2 separate regions of the Homo sapiens genome follow, and region 1 is linked to region 2. The links are chromatin contacts, found by Hi-C or POLR2A ChIA-PET in ENCODE. All regions are on one chromosome and are shown on one strand. Each heading gives the region's core, a stretch centred on a gene start or an enhancer-like site at or near the end of the contact. The rest is flanking DNA. Distances are from core to core; before and after follow the strand shown. Region 1 holds the start of PHKG2 (phosphorylase kinase catalytic subunit gamma 2). Region 2 holds the start of ALDOA (aldolase, fructose-bisphosphate A).

The links. A loop is a pair of places that touch in the nucleus more often than their neighbours do. ChIA-PET counts read pairs that join two places held with the same protein, here RNA polymerase II (POLR2A). Pooled maps may share reads with other maps.
Region 1: a loop to region 2 is called in a map of HepG2, with 29 times the contacts of the local background. The contact joins the promoter of PHKG2 here to the promoter of ALDOA in region 2. A Hi-C loop is called at or near these places in 1 of 168 maps with a recorded cell type or tissue (HepG2) and 7 of 50 pooled maps. POLR2A ChIA-PET finds 5 or more read pairs at or near these places in 2 of 52 experiments (H1 and Panc1).

What each region holds. Positions count from the first base shown.
Region 1 is chr16:30,746,761-30,750,156 of GRCh38, reverse strand. It overlaps PHKG2 (phosphorylase kinase catalytic subunit gamma 2), which reads right to left and starts at 1,732. Exons shown (of 10, transcript NM_000294.3): 1 at 1,667-1,732; 2 at 1,242-1,354. The coding sequence starts at 1,336. RefSeq lists silencers at 1,506-1,645, 1,686-1,985.
Region 2 is chr16:30,063,301-30,067,195 of GRCh38, reverse strand. It overlaps ALDOA (aldolase, fructose-bisphosphate A), which reads right to left and starts at 1,436. Exons shown (of 10, transcript NM_001243177.4): 1 at 1,269-1,436; 2 at 158-311. The coding sequence starts at 298. LOC112694756 (uncharaterized LOC112694756) reads right to left here. Exons shown (of 14, transcript NM_001365304.2): 5 at 2,948-3,467; 6 at 2,691-2,772. The coding sequence ends at 3,354. RefSeq lists silencers at 1,119-1,298, 1,339-1,608 and an enhancer at 1,605-2,385.

The DNA of each region.
Region 1 (3,396 bases), core at 483-2,982, 680 kb before region 2:
CCACAACACTTCCTACTCTCTTACTCTTGGCCACTTCACAGTTTCAATTTCCTGCGCAACCACTAAGGGCATCTGAGTTTGAGGCCATGTTTTAATTATGACCCAGCTTTAATGAGCCTCTTTGAGAATCTGATGAAAGCTGGAGACATCTACCACACGCATACATTTTTGCGATTTTAAAGACCCCCCCCTGAACTCCTACTCATACCTCAAGACCCAGCCCAAAGGTGACTCCTCCTGAGAAGGTGTGCTTTTCTGGAATCCCATAGCACTTGATACAGACCTCTACCTATCTAGCCTGATGCCTTTTTAACGTTCACGTGCCAATTTCAGTCACTTCGGGTGGAGTACCTCCAGGGCATACGCATCTTTTCTGCCCTCCCCGTGTTGAGCTTTGTGTTGAAGGCATAAATGAATGAATCCGTGAAAAAATGGGGTTGACCCAAGGTAAGAGTCTAGTCACTAGGTGTTCTCCACTGATCACTGATTCTTCCCATTTAGAACTATTCAGTCAACCAGGCGCGGTGGCTCACGCCTGTAATCCCAGCACTTTGGGAGGCTGAGGCGGGCAGATCACGAGATCAGGAGTTCAAGACCAGCGTGGCCAATATGGTGAAACGCCCGCCTCTACTAAAAATATAAATTAGCCGGCGTGGTGGCGCGCGCCTGTAATCCCAGCTACTCGGGAGGCTGAGGCAGGAGAATCACTTGAACCCAGGAGGCAGAGGTTGTAGTGAGCCGAGATCGCGCCACTGCATTCCGGCCTGGGCGACAGAGCGAGACTCCGTCTCAAAAACAAACAAACAAACAAACAAAACCAACTATCCAGTCTTCTCCTGAGAAAACCTGAACTTGAAAGACACACACACACACACAGACACACACACCACCACCACCAGCACCACCAGCACCAGCACCACCACCACCGAAAGACACACACACACACACACACCACCACCAGCACCACCACCAGCACCACCACCAGCACCACCACCACCAGCACCACCACCAGCACCAGCACCACCACCACCAGCACCAGCACCACCAGCAGCAGCAGCAGCAGCAGCACCACCACCACCACCACCACCACCACCACCACCACCACCACCACCACCACCACCACCACCACCACCACCACCACCACCACCACCACCACCCGCGAACTCTCCAGCCTTCAAACGGAAGCGGGAATGCTGGGGCTCGACCTCTTTGGACCTCCGTTTCCCTGGCCGCGGCCTTACCTGCCGATGACGTCCTTAGGGTCGTACTTCTGGTAAAACTCTTTGGCGGCGGCCCAGTCGGGCAGCTCATCCTCCGGCCCCACGTCCAGCGTCATCCTGAAGGAGGCGGGGGCCTGCGCGGAGGAGGAGGGCAGTGAGGGCAGGGAGGCCCACAGGCTCTGAGACGACCCGCATGGCGGCTCCCGGGGGCGCAGCCCTTGCAGCTGGGGCGCCAGGGTCCTGGGGGGTGGGGGGGGGTGGGGGAAGGACCCGGACTGGGGAGACCCCGCAGAAGAGCCTGGGGGCGGGAGGATGGCAGGGCAGGGAGGGGAGTGGGGAGATGTGCCCAGGAGGCAGGGGGAAGGGGCGCAAGGGCAGGCGGCTGTTGCCGCGCAGGCGCATTCGGGCGGGCGCAGGAAGGGGACGGGGGTCTAGCGCAGGCTCACCTGAGGGGGCAGGCAGAGGAGCCAGGGTCGACGCGAGCTGCGCTGTCGCCGGGTTTGCCTGCAGTCGCTCACCTTAACCCCCGGCGGCGGGCGACAACCCAAGGCTCCGCCTCCATCCTGCCCGCCAATGGTCAGCGCCGCCCGAAGACTGAGGCTCAGAAGCCCTTCCAATTGGAAACCGGCCGCCCAATTGGGGCTGGGGCGTGAGTCGGCGCTCGGCTGGACCTAAGGCTGCAACGCGACGCCGGGGCGCGGCTTCAGACGCGGCCAATCACCGAGTGGCATCTGCGGGACAGCAGAGGGCGGAGCTTGTTGTCACGTGGGCTTGGAGGCCTGGAATGGGACCCGGAAGTTGGGTTTACTGGGAAACGTGATCTCTGGGTGGCGGGGAAGCAGGACCTTCCCGCGCCTCTAGTTCCCAGACTTGAGCAGGGTTCCCTCGGTCTCCTCCAAGCATCCCTAACTGAATTCAGCATTTTCTCTTTTTTCAGACAGGGTCTCGCTCTGTAGCCCACGCTGAGGCTGCAGTGTAGTGGCGCGATCATAGCTCACTGCAGCCTTGAACTTCGGGGCTCAAGCGATCCTCCCGCCTCAGCCTCCCAAAATGCTGGGATTACAGGCTTGAGCCACAACGCCCAGCAAGCTCTTTTCAATATTAGCAGCCTGGCCCAAAGCGCCTGTCCTGAGTACACTCCAGCCCTTAAAACATTTGGACACACGCAGCTTGGACTCCAGCTTGGCCTCTTAGTTCGGACTTAAAATGCCAGAGGAAGCCTTTTCTGTGTCCGCTTCAACTCCTCCTAAATACATCCAAAGCCCTAGCGTTTACTATCTGGGATTTACACACTTTCTCAATCTTCCACCCTCTCCCAAAAGCCTTGTATCACACTCTGTTCTAAACCCACCAGGTTGTTAGATTCTGCCAGGAGTGACTCAGTGCATAGCTCAAACCTGGCATTCACTAACAAATTTTTATGACCGTCTAAGACCTAGGAACTAGACTGAGAGCAATGAAACAACACACACACCCCTACCCTGTGGAGGTTATGTTCCAGCCAAAGAGGAAAAGAATTAACTTATCTCCCTACAGCTATCTTAGAAATGACACTTTGGGATTACAATTATGAGGGAAGAAAAATGAATTCAGGTAACTTTTTATAGAGTACTATGACTCTATACCATCAATCTAAAGGCAAAATTGCAAAAAATCTTGAACTTTACTTAGATTTGTTGTTTGGTAATATAACAGGATAATAATTCTGAAGCTGAGTAATCAATATATTGATGTGACTGGAAGCCAAGGTTCTTAACTGTGGGAATCTGGAATCTGGAATCTGGAATGGGGAAAGTGGAGAAAGAACCCTATGATTGACTGGAATTTTTAAAAAGATTTTTAAAAGATGTAAAGTAGATAACATTAACTATTTACTGGCTCTTACCTCTGCTTTCAGAATGCCCTAAGCAGTAACTTCCCAGTAGAACGCCTAGTGTCTAGATGCTGATTTCTCAATAACAGTACCCAATAAAAGGAACTAAGTCTTTTCAGGAGAAATGGCCAATTTCTAGGCTTCAGCAGGGAAAGTACAAGGTGAGTCTGGAGTGATTTGTGCCAGACATTACTAATGAGCGGGGCTTATCACAAGGACACAGGAACCAGATTGAAAGGGTTTCCATAGGTCAATATCGGGGATAAAAATAATAATGAAGAGCATGAGGGAACTTGCTGATGT
Region 2 (3,895 bases), core at 187-2,686:
GGGTTTCCCATCATCTCCCGATGACCAGGGCCCCTCTCCTGGAGGTCAGGGAAATGTTCCCTACCTCCCCTGCCCCACACCCAGCAGGCCCTGGGGCACTTCTGGTCCCCAGCTCTCTCTTACGCCCAACTTCCCTTTGCTAGGCCTGCCCCTGTACCTTTCCTAACTCTGTCTGGTGCTGGGTGTTGCCCAGCTGAGGGTGGAGTTGCCCACTGGCAACTGGGGGAAAGGAAAAGGCCATAGCCATGGACAGGTGGGTCATGTTGAAGCTGGACCCTTCTGGCTTGCGCCTTGCCATGGGGTCACCTTGCCTGAAAACAAAACCGAACCGGAGTATTTTAGAATGTAAAGATCGTGAATCAAGCAGAGGGCCCAACACCCTCGTGGGAAAGGGCCCAGATATGGGAAAGGTCTGTGCTTCAAGCCACACAGCAACCCCGGAGCCAGATCTGAGATTAGAACCCAGCTCTTCTGACTGCCACTGGGGTGTTCCTTCCAATCCCCTCAAGATCCCAGGGCTGGCCCGGGCTCCAAGGCTTCAAGGACATCCCAAGGTCAGGCTTTTCCCCACAAGGGAGGGGGCGGGTGGTAGGAAAGGGGCATTAGGAAAAATATAAGAGAGCAAGGAGAAGCCCAGGAAAGGGCGGCGGAACAAGCCCTAGCCCGAGGCGAGGAAAGCGGTAAGCTTTGCCATCGTCACTGTTCCTACGGGGCAAGAACGTGGAGGAGCAAGCGCCTTCCCCTGAAAAATGCTCCCGTCGCTTCGCATGGCTGCAGCTGTTCCGGGCTCAGAATCAAGGTCGCCCGATAAGGAGAGACAGGGAAAGTGTTAAGGGGGCATCAAGCACCGCGGAGGGGTTTCCCTCCTCGCGAAGGGCGCCCCGTTTCCCAGGACAGAAACCAAGCTCCCACTTGCGAGAACCCTGGGGCTGTACATGGGCCGGCCCCCACCCCTCACTGCCTCTTAGGATCCCCGCCAGGGCTAAGGGGCCCTAATCCTTTGCCACAGGGGTCCCTGCAAGAAAAGGGGGAGAATGGTCCTTCATCTCGTCCGGCTTCCTCCCCCGCCATGACTCAGCGCGCGCAGCCGCTGCATTGCGCAGTTAGAGGACCTCAGGCTGGAGGGGCCGGGGAGCCTGTGTGTGCCTGGTAGTGGGGAGACGCTGGCATGGGATGGGGGAGGCCTCCACGCGGACGCCCAACCCGCCACTGCCCCCAAGATCCCTCTCCACGGTCCCTGGTCCCCGCACGTGAAGAGGGGCGCTCACCTGGCACAGGAGAGGGGCGGGTGTGCAGGGTGCGGCGGCAGAGGGCGGCGGGCTGGCGAGTGGATTCAAGGAGAGAACGCGGGACTCGTCACCAGGACCCCTTCTGCGGCGCGTTCCGAGAGGAACGCAGCCGATTTAGCCTCGGAAGGGGCGGCGCAGGAGGCGGGCAGGCGGAAGGCGGCGCCCGGCCTTTTAAAGGCACCACTCCGCCCTCCGCCGAGCTTTTTCCTTTACGAGGAGCGGGCGGCGTCCAATGGCAGGCGACGGACTGGGCTACGGGCCGCCCCCGAGAGGCGCAGCCCAGAGGCCGCGCTAGGAAGGGGCGGGCGCCGAGAACACGATCCCTCCCCACCCCCCTCGGACGTGACTCGGACCACATCCCGCGGGTCGCTAGGGCCCTCCCTTCTGCTCCTTTCCCCCAGCCTGGCGCGCTCTGGGGCGCCGTGACTCAGCCAGAATGTTGGCAATGGGGGAGGGCGGAACGGGGAAGTGGAGGACGCGGATGGAAAAGTCGGAAACGAAGGAAGCTGAGTTTCGCCTCCCAGGCCCAGCGCGCGCGGCCCGGGGCCGCCCCAGCTTCCGGTCTTCGCGGCTGCAGCGCGTGTCACCATAGGGGCCACATCGCGCAGTCGTGCGTTAGCCTGCCTCGCCCGCGGGCTGAATCGGCGCGGAGCCGACACCCTGTCACTGGCCCAGGCGTAAGGGAGGCGGAGGAAAGGGCATCGAGAGGACACGCAGGGAGCGCGAGAAGGCGGCGGAACTAGCGGCGCGCGGAGGCGAGACCTCCCCATCCGAGTTCCAGGCTGGCAGGCCGGGCTGGGTCGCGCATGCGTGCGCGCTCTCCGCCGGGCCGCCGCAGCCAGGCTGGTAGTCCTCTGCGCCACAGAAAACCAGAATGCGCGGCTATGCACCGGCCGCTGCTCGGCCTCTGGCATGCGGGGTCACAGTTCCTGCCAAACGTCTTCCTTGAGCCTGACTTCCTTCTCCAAAAGAAAATCCGTCCCCGAACTGATCTGCCTCCCAGATGCTGAGCCCCCTGCTCCTATCGTCCAAATCTCCCCTCCTCACCTGGACCCCATCTGGACCCTGTTGGCCCAACCCCAACCCCATCCCCACCCCGGCCCGGTCCTGCAAGGGGCCCACCTGCGGCGAGGCCGAAGGAGCCGGCAGAGCCTGGTCAGCAGCGAGTGAGCTAGGGGTTCCCGGGCTGGTTATAAGGCAGCTCCTGCCCGCCCCACATGTGTCCCCGATCTTCTCTAATGACCCCTGCCCTTTTCCCGCCACGGATCCTCTGGCAGGGACCTATATTTAGGGAAACCTGAAGCCCCTGACATTCACACTATCGTGGGGCCCGGCATGGGGGAAGGGGGAGGAAGACTTGGGTCGGCCCTATTGATGGGGAGGGAGCCCCTGCCCACTCACCGGTGCTTCAGAGGAAATTCTTCCTTGGAAATCCAGACGGAGGCCCTTGGTTGTCAAGAGAAATAAATCTTTGGCCAGGGACCTGTGGGAAGGAAAGGGGTGAGGGGACTCGGATCACGTGGCCTCCCTGCCACCCTCCCTGGCTCCTTCTCTAATCTCCCTCCTCCCTTGACTCCCTGCGGTGATGGTGGCTGTTCTGATTCTCTGGAGCCCTGGTTTTTTTTAAGAAGGAGAGTAGATACTGGCACTACACTCACCTCCTAAAATAACGGAGAGTCCGTGGACGGAGTGTGGTTGAGGCACCCCTGCGTACCCGGTACTCAAGGGCCAGACTCCTCCTATAACACTTGTGTGTGGTGAGCAGCGCCACCCCCCTGCCCAACTTCAAATAGAATCGTTGACGTGTGGAGGGGAAGGGAAGCCAGGGCACCTGCCCGAGCACTAGCCCCTCTCTTTTCTGGCCCTCCAGAGGAGCTGCCGTCCAGCCGGCCAAGAGTCCTGCCCTGCAGGGAGCCAGGCCCTGCGCTGCCACTTCCAGTTCCCAGGCCTGGGTGCTCGGCAGGCCATCTGTGGTTCCAGTGGCGTGGGGAAAGGCTCTTCAGGGAGGAGGGCACATGGGCCCTGGGGGCTGGCCGCTCCCCAGAGGGCAGGGGCCCTGGGTCCTCATCGGAGCTTGATCTCGAAGCAGAGACAGTTGAGGCTCTGGCAGTCGGGGAGCTGGCACGTACAGGCACAGTCGCAGAGTGGGCAGCAGCGGGGGCAGCGAGGTGCCCAGTCCTGAGGGAGGAGAGAGAGGGTTGAGGGAGGTGGGATGGGGCCACGTCTGTTGCTCTCTAAGGGGAGAAGGGAACAGAGAGGCCTGGGAAATCTCACTTGCCCAGTGGAACAGAGGGTACTGTCCATCATTCCCAGGAACAGTGCAATTCCCTGTGCTGTTGAAAAATCAGCAGTGAGTCCTTGTTCTGAACAACTGAGTTCAGAAGCTAGAAGCAATGATTCAGGGTTCTCTCCTTCCCATTTTATGGGTGAGGAGACTGAGGACCAGAGAGCAACTGGCCCTGGGTCCCGTGCTAGAATTTGGGCCTCCCGGTGTCAAGCTCAAAAGATGGTTCTGCTACAGTCCCGGGGTCTGTGCAGTTGAGGCAGTAGACAGAGAAAGCACACACATTTTTCTGTCCATCATGAAAATGACTTGTGGGCTTTAT